Regions from separate parts of the Mus musculus genome. Here all the other regions are linked to region 3. Evidence: chromatin loops called from intact Hi-C (ENCODE). Cell type or tissue: heart. All regions are shown on one strand. Region 1 holds the start of Gm38910 (a long non-coding RNA gene). Region 2 holds the start of 4933406J09Rik (RIKEN cDNA 4933406J09 gene). Region 3 has its middle 51 kb from the start of Kap.

Evidence for each region. A loop is a pair of places that touch in the nucleus more often than their neighbours do. Peaks named below come from ENCODE experiments on the same cell type or tissue, not always from the same donor. Only the 100,000 strongest peaks of a DNase experiment are listed, where the experiment ranks them.
Region 1: a loop joins it to region 3, with 5 times the contacts of the local background. A loop is called at or near these places in 5 of 42 quality-filtered maps.
Region 2: it touches region 3 in a loop (10-fold over the local background); 15 of 42 quality-filtered maps call a loop at or near these places.

What each region holds. Positions count from the first base shown.
Region 1 is chr6:134,606,547-134,609,046 of GRCm38, reverse strand. It overlaps Gm38910 (a long non-coding RNA gene), which reads left to right and starts at 1,044. Exons shown (of 2, transcript XR_869496.1): 1 at 1,044-2,500. In heart, a CTCF peak has its summit at 1,547 (motif pointing right); DNase peaks (open chromatin) are centred at 1,526 and 2,366.
Region 2 is chr6:134,402,036-134,404,535 of GRCm38, reverse strand. The region is part of intron 2 of Bcl2l14 (BCL2-like 14 (apoptosis facilitator)); the gene reads right to left. 4933406J09Rik (RIKEN cDNA 4933406J09 gene) reads left to right here and starts at 1,121. Exons shown (of 9, transcript NR_153848.1): 1 at 1,121-1,671. In heart, CTCF peaks have their summits at 1,210 and 1,410 (motif pointing right); no DNase peak of the experiment used is centred here.
Region 3 is chr6:133,903,611-133,906,110 of GRCm38, reverse strand. No RefSeq gene overlaps it. Among named protein-coding and RNA genes, the nearest start is that of Kap, 51 kb to the right of the region's middle. In heart, a CTCF peak has its summit at 1,476 (motif pointing left); no DNase peak of the experiment used is centred here.

The DNA of each region.
Region 1 (2,500 bases), 700 kb before region 3:
TTTTTTGTTATTTATTTGTTTAAGACAATGCCTCACGTAGCCTAGACCGGCCTCAAACTCTCCACGGAGCCAAGGGTGGTCTTGAATTCCTGATCTTCCTGCCTCTGCCATCCAAGATCTGGGATTACAAGTATGTGCTCCCCTCCCCCACCCCGTGACTGGCTAGTTAATTAGTTCTTATACACAGCCAAACAAGGGATTTAGGATTAGGCCTAACTTTTTTTTAAAAAGTGCTAACATTTTCTAAAATTGTACCAAGTCTAAAAATTTCTGACATTACTTATGACTATCTAAACTTGAACAACCATCAATTACAGGTTCACTGGGAATGATATCAGAAGTAATATGTAGCATTTTGATTAGTATACTATACTTTTTATTGGTTGCGTTCTGCAATTTTGGGGAAATGTTGATAAGGAAGAGATTTTGCCAGACAAGTGGGGTTAGGGTAACTAAGAGTGGAGAAGACCATCTGGGTCCGTTGGACCTCTCATCTCTGGATTTCAATGTGCTTATTGGCTATACAAGAATGGTAGAACCATCCAGATATAAACAGGTTAGTACATATTTGTGTTTGCACACGTATGTAGAGACCAGAGGTCAGTGTCAGGTGGTGTCTAGTTTGACACTGTTCTTGTGAAGAATACCATGACCAAGCAACATTTCCTGGTCAAACCTCACCAATGAGGGAAACGGGGCAGCAACTAAAGCAGGGACTGAAGCAGAAATCACGAGAACCCCTGCGGATGGGCTTGCTCCTTTCTTATATAGCCCAGGTTCATCTGTGTAGAGATGTACTGTCCACAGTGAGCTGGGTCCCCCTCCTTCATCCATCAGACAGAGGTCAATATCATGGAGGAGACAGTCTTTCTAGGTGTGTCACGTTGACAGTCAAGATACTAACACAGGTCATTTCCTCTACGATTCACCTATATATTTATTTATTTAGCTTCTTTTTCAAGACAGGTTTGGTGTGTGTGTGTGTGTCCTAGAACTAGCTTCGTAGACCAGGCTGACATGGAACTCACAGAGATCCCCCTGCCTCTGTCTCCTGAGTGCTGAGATTGAAGGTGTGCGCCACCACCACTCTGCTTTACGCCTTATTTATTTTGTTTAATCCAAGCTCTTGCTGAATATGGAGCTTACCGTTTGTCAAGACTAACTGGCCAGTGAGCTCCAGGAATCCCCCTGTCTCACCTCCCCGGTGCTAGGATTCCAGAATGCACCATCACACCTGCTTTTTAAGTGGCTGCTGGGATCTGATCTCAGCCTTTTCCTGACTGAGCTATTTTCCTAAGGCCCTAAACGTGGTTTTTAAAGGTAAAAATGGAGAGCTGACTCAGCAGTTCGGAGCACTTGCTGTTCTTACACAGGCCTGGGGTTCAGCTGCCGGCAGCCTACAGCTGTAACCATCTGTAACTCTAGTTCCAGGTGATCGAACATCCATCCCCTCTGGCCCCGCACAGGTACCTATATGTGTATATGTATACATACAATCTGGCACATACATACACTGAACACACACACACTTTGGACTTCACATGTGACCTAAACAGCAAGCACTAGAGGGCAGTAGCTGATTAACAAGGGTAGCCAGGAAGGCAGAAGGAGAAAATGACCCAAGGGCTTCTCCCCTTCCTCCTCACCTCTTCTCTCCTCACCTCCTCTTTCCTCAAGGCCTTCTTCCCCTCCATTCTCCTAATAACTGCCTCCCCCCCACCACCACCACCACCACAGTCTGGGTAAAACGAATTTGAGAGAAAAGCTGGCCTATTGAAAGTCCATTTTTTTTTCATGTATTTTCCAATTTACCAGCTTGACACAGCTCTCCAAGGAGCTTACACAAGCTTTAAGGAGGTTGAATAAATAAAGCCTGGCGATGGTTGAACAAGCAGCTTTTTGAATATCCACTTGTAGAGCAGAATCAGATTTGTAACCAAGTGCCTTGGGAGTTGGAAACGGCTCCCCTCCTCGTTAGTGGGCTTGGAGAGGAAAGAGAAAGGCTCTCTCTGTATGTTTATGGAAGCTGCCTCCTGCCTCCTTGCCTCCACTTAGTGCCCACCTTTCCTGGGATGAAAGACTTGCTTTTTTTCTTCCTCTTTTTGAGTTCTCACTCTAGCCCAGGCTGACCACGGTTTCTCAATCCTCCTGCCTTCAGTTTAGAAGTATAGACTTACAGGTATGTTCTACAACGCCTGGCTCTAAATGTCTCCTTTCCCTCCCCCTCCCCCCTCTCTCTCTTCCTTCTTTTCCGTCTCTTTGCCATGGGGTCATGGAGTCCAGGCTGGCTTCCAGTTGGCTGCGTAGGCAAGGATGTGCTTGAACTTCTGACCCCCCTCCTTTCTGCTTCCTGAGTGCTGAGATTGCAGATGTACGCCATGGTGCTTGGTGTTAGGCCGGGCTAGGATGGGGACCCAGGGGCTTTGTGCATGCCAGGCAAGCATTCTACCAACTTGCTCCCCCTCTTTTTTTTTTTTTCTCCTCTCAACTTTGACCACTG
Region 2 (2,500 bases), 500 kb before region 3:
TTACAATAGCTGGGATTTTTTGGAGTCACTTCTTCTTCTTCTTCTTCTTCTTCTTCTTCTTCTTCTTCTTCTTCTTCTTCTTCTTCTTCTTCTTCTTCTCCTCCTCCTCCTCCTCCTCCTCCTCCTCCTCCTCCTCCTCCTCCTCCTTCTTCTTCTTCTTCTTCTTCTTCTTCTTCTCCTTCTTCTTAAAACTCAGCTGTGTAGAGAGTGTTTATAGTTATGCCCAACTTACAGATAAGAAAACCGAGGCACCGAATTGCTTAAGGTGACATATGCGGCTAAGCTGAGGTTGAAGAGAGCCCAGGCTGTCTGTCTATAGAGCCCAGACCCTGACTATCTTTCCTGTCACTATTTAGATGTCTTTGATTAACTCTTTGTCTTCTTATCTAGAACCAGGATCATTGCCACTTGACTCTGGAGCAGAAAAATACTACACTGTCTGAAACAGGTAAAAGCCTGGTGATATCTCCTCAGTGGGTGGTTGGGAGTTTGGAAACCGTCTGGTTCCTAGAGGCCTGACCCTTGCGTGCTCTAGATTCGTCCACATTGCAAGTCTATGGAGATGCAAGTTAATGTGTAGAAAATGAGGGTAATGTAAACACAATACCTCCCATGAAAACGAGAACCGGTTCCTGCAGAATGCGTTCCTTTGTTGTCCTGCAGAGAGCAGCTTTTCCAGTTTGTCCTGTTTGTACATCATCTCAGCAGTCCTTATCTGACTATAAATGCTTAGTGTTAGAAGGTCTCCTTCAAACCGGAGAGAATATTGTATTGGTTTCGGTTCGGTGTTACAGAAGGCATTTGAAATAAGCTCTTTTTAATGTGTCAGTCAAGCCAAATACATTTATTTTTACACTTTCACACGAGTGTACAACATATTGTGGTCATAGTCTTACCCTATTACCGTTCTCCCTCACGCTTGTATTGACTTTCTTCTTCCCATGCCTTTTTTAGCCCCACGAGGGCTGCTTGTGTGATCATGGCTATGGGGTGGGTCATTTAATTAAAGCAGGGGCAACTTACCAGTGGCTACACCACTGAAGAAATGGCACCCTCACCCCAGCAACTGTTAACTGCCACTAGCTCCTTGGCAGGGTGGGGTGGGGTGGGTGGACGCCTCAGGAGCCTCCCCTATCCACGGTGGAATGTTGAAGGGACCAATCTGACACCAGTTCTTTACAACATATGATTTTACTTTAAATTAATTTAACCCTTAGTTAAATCATTTAAGTTCTTTGGCTTTCAGCCCCACCGAATCTTCACCTTGGACTATAGGCTTGGTTGCCTGAGGCACATTTGGATGCATTGGAGTCATTTCTGTTACTCATTGTGCCTCTGACTGGATGAGGGATGCGAAGGAGGTGAAGTTTGGTGTCCTCCGTGGCTCATGTGCTTGAACATTCGTGCCCAGTAGGTGGCGCTGTTTTTCGAAGGTTAAGAAATCCTTAGAAGGATTCAGGTCGGGCCTTGGGCCTCTATTTCCTACAGGAGCTTTCTGTTTCCTGATCTGTGAAGATGTGAACAAGCCGCATGACAAGCTGGAGAGGCGATCCTCTGTTACAGAAAAGAGCCAGCTGAGCAAGGTGTGGGGAACAAGGCAGTTTCTCAGGTCTCCGCTTCAGTTTCTGCCTCCAGATCCCTTCCTTGGCTTTCCTCAGCGATCAGGTCATGGTAAGTCAAATTAACCCTTTCTTCTCTAGGCTGCTCTTGGTCATGCCGGCTTTATCGCAGCCATAGAAAATAAACCAAGAATGGGTTACTGTCGAGAGGTGTTGGAGGAGCGGGCTGACCTTCACAGTGTTGGGGAGTTGGCAGTTCAGAAGCCTCACACTAAACAACTGAGTTATTAGAGGATAGTTATATGGAGGATGAGTGAGTTTCGTGTGTTCTGTGAGGAGGGCTGGGGCTAGCTCAGCGGCAGAGTGCCTGCCTAGTGTATCTGAGACACTGAGTTCAACTCTTACACCACCCAGAGAACAAAATCCCAGAGTTAGGGAAGAACATTTGCAATGCATGTTCTATAACTAGGGGTCAAAGGTCTCAGGATGTGCACGGGGATGAGTTGGACAATGACAAAACAGGTATAGATGTAAAACTCCTCGGGTGGCTTCTCATTGCTACCCAGAGTGTGATGTGTGCAGGTGTGGAATAAGAACCATTGGCTTGCACTGGCTTGGGTGTCTGAGTGTGGGCAACAAGTCCAACATTCTGTGAAAAATGCCTCACCCCTGACTGTGAATAACCAGCAAATATACAGTGGGAGGTTTGAAATTCACCTTTGAGCACTGTCCTCGAATCTGTTTGACATTTTTTTTATGATTGACTTGGGTAGTGATGAATTCACAGATGATGGGAAGAGGAGTTTGGGGAGGGATATGGACCACAGAGTCAGGTGAGAGTTCTAGATGTGAGCCTTGGGTCTGTCATTTCCCAACTGGATGCTCTCCCTTTCTCCATCTTCTTCCCCCTCCCTTCTTCCCTCCCTCGCTCCCCCTTTCTC
Region 3 (2,500 bases):
CTGTGATCCTTGTTGTGTCAGAACTCCTCAGAGTCAAGCTGTCTCTGAGATCCTGTGATTCTGGGATCCTGTGATCCTGAGATCCTGGCTGTGTCTGAGCTCCTCGGAGTTAAGCTGGCTCTGGGACCCTGAGATCCTGTTGTGTCTAAGCTCCTGTGATCCTGGGCATGTTAGAGCACCTGGGAGTGGAGCTTCCTCTGGGTGTTGTGGGACTGGCTGCAGAGTTTGCATCCAAGGTCTGCTCAGGGCACTGGCACAGACAGACCAGAAGGAACCCTTGCCACCGGTGTGGTGGAATTTCTGGGTGCCTGGGTTCTGCTGGTTGCAGTTACTCTTGGTGTTGTGACAGATGTGTCCTCCTCACCTCTGATCTTATTTATCATCAGTTGCTTTTCTATGAAGACATTTTGAGTTCTCTGGACCTCTTACTTGTGAATTGTTCTCTGAAAATGTTGAGAAATTCACAAACTGTATGGCCAGTGGTGAACGAGACATTCCTATGAATGCTGCAAACATCAGAGGAAATGGAAGGACTTATGTTAGCTCACAGTTTAGAAGGTTTCAGGCCACAGTCTTCAGTTCTGTGGGTTTGGGCTCATGGTTAGTTAAGAACATCTTGGTGGTAGAATGATGTGTCAGAGACCACTCATGGAAGCAGGGAAGCAGGAAGCAGAGAAGAAGGGACTGGCAACCAAGTATAACATTCAAAGTCTGTCTGTAGAGACCTACCTCCTCCATATGACCTCACAAAATAACTCCACTGTCTATGTAGCAAGTGCTCATTGGGGGATCATTTTACATTCAAATCGCTACACTTTGTGTCTTCATCTGTCATATGCAATATCTACGTGAGCTTACAGGTCTCTCACAGCTGTGACCATCACAGAAGGGACCCTCGTCCCTACTTCTGGAGATGTCAATGGGAAACAGCATTTCTATTTCTGAAGACTCTTATGCATTTATCCACTGATAACAGTGCTGGGTATACAACTTAAGACCTTGCACATGCTAGGTATGTTCTCTGCCATTGAATAGTACCCCACTTCTGAAACCATCTACTAAGTTGGGTCAATTTAATTTGTCTAACTGTGCCTCTAGTTAAGGACTTTAAGAAAAAAAAAAGTCAAGCAATCCATGCCGGAATAAGAAGATATGGAACTAGCACAGAATCCAGAATCAGATTAGCCCTTAAAACTTCAGTTCAATCTTCCTGCGCAAGAGCTTGAGTTAGTCAAGAGAAACTGTCCATGGTTTTGACTTTAGTCTGAATTCCTCCAAGTGCTGATTTCCTAGCCCAGACCAAAGCCACAAGGGCCCCACTGTCTCAGCAGATGGTTGCTTGTTTGTCTTACACTCTTGCCTTGTGGCAGGAAGCACAGTTCTATTTTCCACACTTGATATTCTTTTGCTTCCTACTTCAGCACCTTAGGGTCCTGGACCGAGATTATGAATATCTGTTCACGGGCTCCACCTAGTGGACATAAAAAACATAATTCTCAATTGTTATTTTATCTCATCTTTCTTTAATCAACGAATACAAAAGTTGAGAATACTTCATGTATGACATTAATCCACCCCCCCCCCGTTTTAAACTGAAGGAATCATTTTCATCTGATGTTTGATCACCAAAATAAAAAATGAAGGATGGTTGGTTGGTTATTTCTTAGTCATCATCATCATCATAGTTATGTACTGTTTGTACTTGAAAACTGTTATAAGTATTCTATCCAAGTGCAATCAACTATTGATAGGATTATCATCGGATACAAACACCAGTGGACATTTTGGTTAATAGATAGGAGGATTTCAAATCAATGACTGAATCTATGGAGGCATTTAGACCTACTAGAGGCAAAGCATCCTTCACACAGCTAGTCAGAGGCAGAGGTTCTCAGACTTCTGGTGCAGCCACATTGATATTCTCTCTTGCTCTAACTTATCCTCGCTGAGGCAAAAGCATCACAGTGCTGCTTAAAACTATGTTGCTCTTCAGACATTTGACTGAAGTCTAATGCAGAAGCCAGCAGAAAGCAAACACACAGACAAAATCATTTAGAGTGATTATAGCAGTAGAAGCACAGAGAGAACACCAGCAGACCGTGTGTATACAACCTGAATGAATGGCAGCTCCAGTAGACTGCTGTGGAGGATGAGTCAGAGGAGGAGAGGAAAACCTATTGTGTTCTAGAAAAGGGAGGAATGGGGGAGATGGAGGGTTCTCCTGCAATAGTGCTCTCCAGGAATAAGGAAGGGCTTCGAAAAACAATATTCAGATGATGAAGGTGGTGTGCTAATGATCAGCTTTGGCATCCATGTGGTGGGTAAACTGAGGCAGGCAGCCATTGGGAGCCTGCGCTTAGAGCCACTGACAGAGGTGTATCCAGATACCTACAGGGGTTGCTGCCAAAGGCAGCAAGTGATTAGAGAACTTACTCAGCAGCCTTTTTTTTTGAGGGAACAAAGCTTAATTTACTGGGGCTGACACTCCCTATGGCCAGTG